Regions from separate parts of the Mus musculus genome. Here region 1 is linked to region 2. Evidence: chromatin contacts called from ENCODE Hi-C data. All regions are on one chromosome and are shown on one strand. Each heading gives the region's core, a stretch centred on a gene start or an enhancer-like site at or near the end of the contact. The rest is flanking DNA. Distances are from core to core; before and after follow the strand shown.

What was found. Hi-C counts contacts between places; a loop is a spot of excess contacts on that map.
Region 1: a loop to region 2 is called in a map of heart, with 3 times the contacts of the local background. The contact joins the enhancer-like site here to the promoter of D830031N03Rik in region 2. A Hi-C loop is called at or near these places in 8 of 37 maps with a recorded cell type or tissue (adrenal gland, gastrocnemius, heart and 1 more).

Annotation. Positions count from the first base shown.
Region 1 is chr4:123,445,464-123,449,897 of GRCm38, reverse strand. Macf1 (microtubule-actin crosslinking factor 1) reads left to right here. Exons shown (of 98, transcript NM_001199136.1): 50 at 1,640-1,796. Among named protein-coding and RNA genes, the nearest start is that of D830031N03Rik, 36 kb to the right of the region's middle. Within about 2 kb of position 2,902, at least 1 of the 3 ENCODE cell types and tissues checked has a DNase peak (open chromatin) inside an H3K27ac peak, as active enhancers do; it is heart, where a contact is called at or near this core.
Region 2 is chr4:123,408,939-123,413,274 of GRCm38, reverse strand. D830031N03Rik (RIKEN cDNA D830031N03 gene) reads left to right here and starts at 1,364. Exons shown (of 1, transcript NM_001167918.1): 1 at 1,364-4,336. The coding sequence starts at 2,568. All of the region lies in intron 57 of Macf1 (microtubule-actin crosslinking factor 1), which reads left to right.

The DNA.
Region 1 (4,434 bases), core at 1,653-4,152, 35 kb before region 2:
GACACTTTCTAGACTTCCTTACCATAAAAAGCAATGTCAGAACTTTGCTACCGACCCATGGGTCAAAGACTGCTTCTTTAGGTAGTTACCTAATGTGGTGATGTCTACTGCTTTCTATTACTAACTGATTCATCTCAGTATCGGGCCTGAGTGACCAAAAGCCCAGGTTACCTGAAGCAAACAGAACAAATTTGGGATTATAAGTAAGATTATAGCTGAATTTAAAATAAAGACAAAATCTAGAGACTTCCAAGGTATGATTATGAGTTATATTTGTGGGCTAGAGAGATGACTCAGCAGTTAAGAGCACTTTCAGAAGACTTATGTTTGGTTGCTAGAACCCACACTGTAATTTCAGGGGATCCAGTGCTCTCTTTGGCCTCCTAGGTCACATGGTGCACAGATAGACAAACAGGCACACACATGTACACATGAATATCTTTTGGATAACATTTAAGAGAAATGTCTGGATTCTTTTAGCACAAATACAATAATGTATGACAAATGCTTGCAGATTATAGTTTACTATTGAAAACTCATTATTTTCCATTAGAAGCCACACATGGGTTTAAGACCATGGATAAGACTTCTTTTCTTGGTTTAGAAGCAATTGTAATATTGATTTAACAGGCAGCCACCTTGATGGCTAGAGGAAAACTGCTGGTCAAACCAATACTTAGAACCATGTGTTATGGCACACACTTGCAATCCCAGCACTCAGAGTAGGAGCAGAAGGTACATTAAAACACTCAAAGCCAGACATGGCTGCATATGGAACAAGTGAGTTTGAAGCCAGCATAGGCTAGAAGAGACCCTGTCTCAAAAGTAAATGAAAACTTAGCAGTGGATTGAGTAGCTTGGCTGAGGACAGTGGCCTTGGGGGCTTTGTTTCTCTCTTCCTCACTGTTGAAAACTACGTGAAGAACCAGGATCTCTGGATTAGTCCTTGAAAGATATAATGATTCCTTGATTTATTTTCTTTATGAGCATGTGTAGCTCATGGCCAATCATCTAACTTTTTTCAGCATTCAATTCAGCACTCAAGTCAGGTGAGTGTGTGTGTGTGTGTGTGTTTGTAGCTATATGAGTTTATATGAAACACATACATATGTATGTACATACGTACATACAGGAGCCCCCAGAGGCCAGAGGAAGACTCCTGAAATGAGAATCATATGATTGTGAGCCACCATATAAATCCTGGAAACCAAACCCAGGTCTTCTGCTAAAGCAGTAAGTGCTGTGAACCGTTGGCCCATCTCTCAGACCCTCGAGTTCAACTCGGAGTGTTGGAAGAGTCAAATACCGAAAATATAACAGAGCTGGGTTGGAGATCCAAAGCCAACATTCTTTCCATTGTCTCATAGTATCTAAATAGCAGGCTTCCTTTCGTTTTCTCATTTTCGCTTTAGCCTAGAGTAAGATTAAAGACTTCTTTCCCTAAAAATGTCCAAAGAAGGGCAATGATTCTTGAGTTTGATGCTTTTCTACATTGTGTATAAAGCCAGACTTACTATGGAAAGGAAGGGCCCTGTTAGGAATTTAGTGCCTAGAGTCCCAGGATTAACCTACTTTTTAGTTCAAGTCCATTTTACAAATCTCCTCTGATGAGTAAATAATAAAAAATCTTTGTTCACAGAGAGAAAGATGCATCCACTTGCCAGGAGCAGTTGGATGAATTCCGGAAACTGATTAGAACCTTCCAGAAATGGCTGAAAGAAACTGAAGGGAATGTTCCTCCTGCAAAGACTTTCGTGAGTGCTAAGGAATTAGAAAAGCAGATTGAACACTTGAAGGTAGGTAAACAATAGGGTCCCCAGCAAACTGGCTAGACAGTGGTTTGAAAGTTTATACAAACTGAACTCCAGATGTGATAGGGGGTGGCATAATAAATTCAGTTTATCTGTCCACATCAGAATTCCTTTCTTGGTGTGGTTCCATATGCCCTACCCAGAACTGAACATAGTAACATCTCCTGTTTCAAACCCAAAGTCGGGCATGGTGGTACATACCTAAAGACATTAGGAGAAATACTTAGGAGAAATTTGTGCCTCAGCTGAGCATTAAGATTGAGCCAGCCTAGGCTACTTGAAACATAGTTTCCAAAAAACCAGCACAGGCTATTCTTAGATGCCTGTCATGATGTGTAAGAAATTTAAAATACTTCATAAAGCCGGGCAGAGGTAGTGCATGCCTTTAATCCCAGCACTTGGGAGGCAGAGGCAGGCGGATTTCTAAGTTCAAGTCCAGCCTGGTCTACAGAGTGAGTTCCAGGACAGGCAAGGCTACACAGAGAAACCCTGTCTTGGGAAAAAAATCATAAAAAGGATTGGTTAACTCTATTTCTTGAGAAGCTTACATTTTCATCTCAGGGCTGAGAATCATTATTACTCATGCTTGAGAATTAGACAGCTGCACATGAGCAACTGACCAGACATGGAGTCAGGAAGCTGTGGGGGTGGGGAACTAGAATTCTGGCTCGTCGGGAGAAGCACAGGCTTGAAAACTAGCTTAGTGACTGTCATTTCCCTCGCAAAGAAGCAGGCTGGAGCTAGAGCAGATGAAAGAGAGGAATTTGGTTACTTTCACAAAATGGACTCTAAGAGAATTTGAAATTCTCTTAAAATGAAGTTCCCCACAAATGAAAGAAACCTAATACACTCTACTAATTCCACATGTTAAGTTCTCAGGTCCAAGCAGCTTAGTAGTTGTTGTTCACATGATGTCCAACAAATGTCACTTGTATTCCTCTGAAAATTTTTAAATATTCTGTTTTAAGTCTGAAATCGTAAACAATTAAGGGTGATTAATGACTGATTTGACAAGCAGTGCCTGCCTGCCTGTCAGTTTGAAGCGTGGTGCATGTGAGCTTGCTAGACACTGATGACTCTTTGTCTTGCTCTGCTGCTGCTCTGTAGGGTGGAGGTAAAATCAAGATAAGGCAGCTCTCGGTCGTCTCGCAGAGCAAGGCACTAAAAGCTCAGACACCCCTGCTCTGGAATGATTAGTGCCCGACTTCTCTGGCAGACTGTCATATCCTGGGGACTTGGCGTTGCCTGGTCCTTTGTTCTTAACCTTTCTTTGGTTGCTTGAGCTCTGTCTATAATCCAACATAAGGTTCCCTTAGTAACTATACAATGTAGTCTCGATGTCTATACATTTCAGATAACTGATTTCTCTTTTATTTTCTGATTATTTTCTCTCCTTTTTCTTTTTTTATTTTTTTTTATTTCAACCACCATGGTGGTTTATTCTGGAAATTTCTATGTATTACATAGGTATTAATACCCTTCTTGCCCCACTCCCTTCAAATCCAAATAATTAAAAAAAACTAAGGACATCATGCACAAAAACCTCTTACCTATTTTCTCTAAAGCCCTAAAGCATGTCACTTCCTGTGGGAAGCCTGTGAAGGCCTTGTGCTCACTAGACTTCCATCCCTCCCTGGGGAAAAATGGCCAAGGCTCCTTCCTGCTTCCTCTCAGAGATTCATTGCCCAATCATTACGCATTATCATCCCCACTTGACACCTTCTCAGCACTTGACTGTTGGATGCATTTTTCATTTGGCAACAATTCAATATGGCTTTGCGTGGGATGTGTAGTGTCAGTATTTTATTTTCTGATTATTTTCTCTCCTTTTTCATACTGTGAACTGCTGCTTTAACTCAGTGTTTCCCTCTCTCCTTGTCTCCTCTTGTGCTCCCAGAGTTCATTAACTATTGCTACTTCTGTAATAACACTTATTATATGATAATGCAGTTGATAAGTCAAACTCTTGAAGCTTTGTCATAAAATCAGGCATGGAGACTCATGGAGTACTCAGGAGGCTAAGGCAGAAACTTAAAGAAGATAAATGAACAGATAAATAAGGCAAAAGCCCCTAAAAAATAAAAGTAAAGTTAAGTGTTGTAAACCTGTTCGTTCCACTCTATCTCCTTAGTAGGGGTGCCTAGCCAACAATACATGCTAATAAGTAAATGTCAACAAATGACACAGAAGGTTCTGAAAAATTCTACAGTATCCTTTCTGCATTTATTTTCTTTTTTTTCTTTTGAGGATTTATTTATTTATTTATTTATTTATTATATCTGAGTACACTGTTGCTGTCTTTAGACACTCCAGAAGAGGGAGATCTCATTATGGATGGTTGTGAGCCACCATGTGGTTGCTGGGATTTAAACTCAGGACCTTCGGAAGAGCAGTCAGTGCTCTTAACTGATGAGCCATCTCTCCAGCCCCCTTTTTGCATTTCTTGGCTGACTAAACCATTGTCTTGTAATGGCTGACTATATGAACACTGTCTGTCTGTCTGTCTGTCTGTCTATCTATCTATCTGTCTGTCTCTTCCCTTCCTCCCTTCCTCCCTCCCTCCCTCTCCCTCCCTCCCTCTCCCTCCCTCCCTCCCTCCCTCTCCCTCCCTCCCTCTCCCTCC
Region 2 (4,336 bases), core at 115-2,614:
AATCTGATCATGGGCTTCAGCCTGTACCTCATTTTTGCCAAGGAGTTTCTGGCTCCTCAAGTAAGTTTAAGGCTTAGCTCCAAGCTTCACTGCCAAATCTCCACACACCAGTGACTCGTTTTATTTACTGTTTGTGTGAAGAGTAGAAATAACTTTCTCATAAGTTTTATCATCTATATTAACTACTTGGGCCAACAGGACTTTGTACATTTTAACTGACCTTTTTCATCCTCATGAAATCCGAGGGACCATCATAAAGGGAGTCAAGTATTACACCTCAAAGAGATGCAAGCTACCTCTGGCAGGCAGTCTTCTGGGTTGCTTTGTACTTTTCTTAACAATTACAGGGTCTCTAGATAGCTTTCCTAAAATCCAGAACGTAGTTTGCAGGATTGTGTAACACATTTCTCTAATATTTTCATTCTTGAGACTTGAAATATGAACTCATGCTTTTCATCTAGCCCTTCAGAGGCTCAGATTTCCTTGGACGTGCACAGCGGTTATAGCCAATCCAGGTGTTGGTCATGGGCTGTTCCTGCTAGAGTCTCCACTGCCCTGCAACCCGCACCCCATTTTCCGGTCATTAAGACCGCTGAAGTCTGAGCAGAGAAATCCAGGTGGCGAAATGGGCCAAGATCTGACATACTTGAGAAGGGAAACTGTGCCTAGAGTTTATCCAATAACTTGGTTCCTGAGTCTAACTTAATTCCTTGGCATGCCAAGAAAAGACTGTGTTTAAGGCTAGCCTGTTCTTTGGTCAGCGCCAGAGGTGACATTGGAAAAATACAGGGATAGTCGTTGGCGGCAAAGCTGGAGCCTAGGATAGTGCAGACCGCCCACCCCAGCCCGTACGTCTCTACCGGCAGATGGGGCCCCCGAGTGGCCCTAGCCACTACCGGCTGGTAGTGGGGGCGGCGGGGGCGCCCCTTCTGGGTTCGCCCTTGGGCTGGGCTCCCATCCCGCCGGTTGGAAAGAAGCGGGGGCGGAGGGGCCGGGCCAGCGTTGTGAGGGCGGGGCTTTCCTTTGTCAGGGGATTTGCCCGGCATGACCAGGACTGCCCCTCTCCTCTCACCCTCGCAGGCGGGGACACTATTACTCCCGTGGGTGAGGAGGGAGTGAGCTAGAGGGGGTGCGGGATGAGCTGGAGTCCCTCGCCCCAACCCCGGGAAGCCCCTCCCTCGCCGCCTTGGCCTCCAATCCTTGCCTCCGCCCCCTCCCCTCCCGGCGGGGCTCCCTATAGGCCCCGCCCCCGTCCTCCTCCCTAGCAGTCGGCGCCGCGCGCTCCCGGGCTTCCAAGGGGGCTGCCCGGGCGGGGCAGCGGCTGTGGCGGGGCTAGAAGGGGGAGGAGATCCGCCCGCCACCCGAGCACTTCCAGCCAGCGGCGTGTGAGCGGGCCGCGCGGCGTGAGAGAGGCGGGCTCGCCCCCCTCGTGCGGCCGGAGCGGAGCCTTTTGTTCCCGGCCAGAAGTTTGCATGCCGGGACCGTGACAGCTGCGGGCGGGGAGGACGGCTGCAGGGCCGGCGGCGTGGTGGAGAAAAGAGGCGACTGCTTGTCATGCAGCCCACGACGCGGCGGCTGGGGGCCGGGGACCTGCAGTGGCCGGGGAGGCGGCGCCCACAGGACACGGGACTTACTGCTGCCGGAGGGACAAACTAACTTCCTGAGCGCTAGACCCAAGGCCGGCCCGCCGGGAGCCACCTGCAAGGTTGCGGTGAGGCGACCCTGGCCCTCCGGGGCGCGAGGCATGGCGCGGGTTTGCGGGCGGTGCTAAGTGAGTCCAGACTGCCTCTTGGCCGCTGCCGCAGCCTGCCCGCCTTCTGAAAGGCCCAGCGTGGGCCTCCACTCGCCTTGTTTTGCGGCCACGATACAGTGTTGGCTTGGAAGCCACAACAATGCCATGATGTTTTGGAGACAGGAAGCCCCAAGCTGGCCCCGAATGAAGGACTTCCTGTGTTTAAAGTTGCAGGAATATCCGCTGACCAGCCCTGTTCAAATGCAAACACCCAACTAGAGAGGACGAATGGCTAATTCAGACCAGCTGGACTCTTTAGGGCTGAACACAGGATAAAATGAAAGGAATTCTTAGGAGCTTGGACCATACTTGAAGGCTAGAGAGGGTGTGCCATTGTTATAAAGGACATAGTTGGTATACATTTTCTGCTTCCAACTCAGCTTTGGTGCGAATCGAGTGAAACTAGATATTGAATAAGACTTGTCAATATCAAACGATTTTTTTGCTGACTGAATTTGAAAGGGCTTTAGAAAAGTAAAACCAGAAGCCATACAAGTATTTGTTTTATGTTTATTGATTAAATAATATCATTTGTCTTTCTGCAGTTATGAGGCTGCTAGCCTGTGAGGGAAAACCTGTTTGTCTTATTAGAGTTTCTCCCAAAATGGTTTCAAATTGGGAACTTCCAGATCTTTCTGAAAGGCAGATGCAATTGGTGGTTTGGAGTATAAACATGTAAGAGGACTTACAATTCATGTAGAATGTATTTTGAGAGAACCCGTGGCGGGGAAAAAAAACTTTTGAAAGATTGATGGTTCATCTTTATTGAAAAAGTATGGGTAAGCCACTTAGCAGGCCAGACTGTTTAAGGCGGAACCCTACCTGCCTGGGTAAAGGGGAAGATGAGGATGGCTATATAGAAGATTGCTATGTTCCACAGCGGTCTATATACGATACAATGAGGATAAATGAACAGATTGACCAGGGGTCAAAACTTAATCAGACGTCAAAAAGCACCATGGAGAAGATGGAAGGAAGTACCATATCCAGCAATGGTACATTAGGAGCATCATCTAATGTTTTTGAAGCTAGAGGACCAGAAGGCAAGAAGCTGGATGAGAGGATAATATTTGATGCATTAAAGCTAAGCAGTGATGTGCAGAAGTCAGCACCCGTGCCACCCAGACGTCGGCCAAATGCAGAACGCAAAGATAATGTTAACAGGAGATCGTGGAAGTCCTTCATGCCACCCAACTTCCCAGAATTTGCAGAAAGGATGGAGGCTTCTCTCAGTGAAGTATCAGAAGCTGGAGCTTCAAATCCTTCCTTGCAAGAGAAAAAAGAATCCAGTTCTGCATTGACAGAAAGTTCTGGTCACTTTGACCACAGGGAACCTCAGTCTGAGTCCGTTACTTTGGAACACATGTCCAAATCTGTAGATATTCCAGAAGTGCAAAATGTAAAAAATTTGAGAGACTGCCAGGACTTCAAATTCCAACAGCACAGTGAGAGCTCTCCCCATGAATTCCAGCCTCTGGGCTCAGAAGCTGCAGCAGCAAGTGGTAACACAGATGAAATGCAGGAGCACAGATTCTCAAGTGCAACCTGGCCCAGGGCCATGAAAAGTTCCTCCAAGGGAGGCTTCAGTGAGAAGCAGTATCCCCTTGGGGACACTGCCTGTGCAGTGGAACTACCACCTCTCTCTCCTTGCTTGAGTGAAGAGCTGTTGGATCCAGAATTGCATATGCTTATAACACCTAGCCTGAGAGAAAAAACAGAGTCTGAGTTAAAATTTGAGGAGGATGAGCGATGGATCATGATGGAGGCAGAGGAGGAGTGGGAGGAAGAGAAATTGTCAGAGGAAAGAAAGAGTCTTGTTACAAATGAAGAGACTAGTTTGGCAGATCCCCTTGAAGAAAGTGACCAAGCAAACTCAGTACCAGCAGTAGAGGATGGGTCGGATCGTGTGGCTGTCTCTGGAACTTCTGACCACCTCGCTCTTCATCAGATGTGCTGCTCTGTTGACCTGCAGCCAACTAGGGATCAGCTTGCTTCTGTCCCCAGGGGTTCTCCCCCTGACTGCACCTGTGTGCCTGCAGGTGACACTGTTATCAGTGAGGTGAAAAACAGACCTGATCAGGGGCTAGAGGGTCTGACTTCAGGGCTCCAGTGCCCTGTTGAAGCAGAGCAGCTCTCTGACACAGATTCTGTGCAAATGTTTCTTGAACTTGAGAAGGAATGTTTATGTGAAGAAGGAGTAACTTCTTCAGCTGAGCTGCTGAGTCAGGCCTCTTCTGAAGGGCTGGCCCCAACCCAGGATGCAGAAGATTCACTTTTAATTAGTCATTTTCCAGGAGCTGCCTTAGAACAGGAACAGCATGTGGGTTTTCTAAGTGTGAGGATAAAGGACCCTGACACTGGATTAGATGGTGAATATTGCAATGCCCTGGATTCTTCTCAGGTGCCTAAAGCTGTTGAACTTTGTGCTCAGCCTGATAGTGGGAGGGATGCCTCCACTATTAGCAAGGAGTGTGAAAAAGTGCCTTTTAGCCCCAAGATTGGTGGAGAATTTAAGCTTCTGGCTGATCTGGAGCCACATAGCGA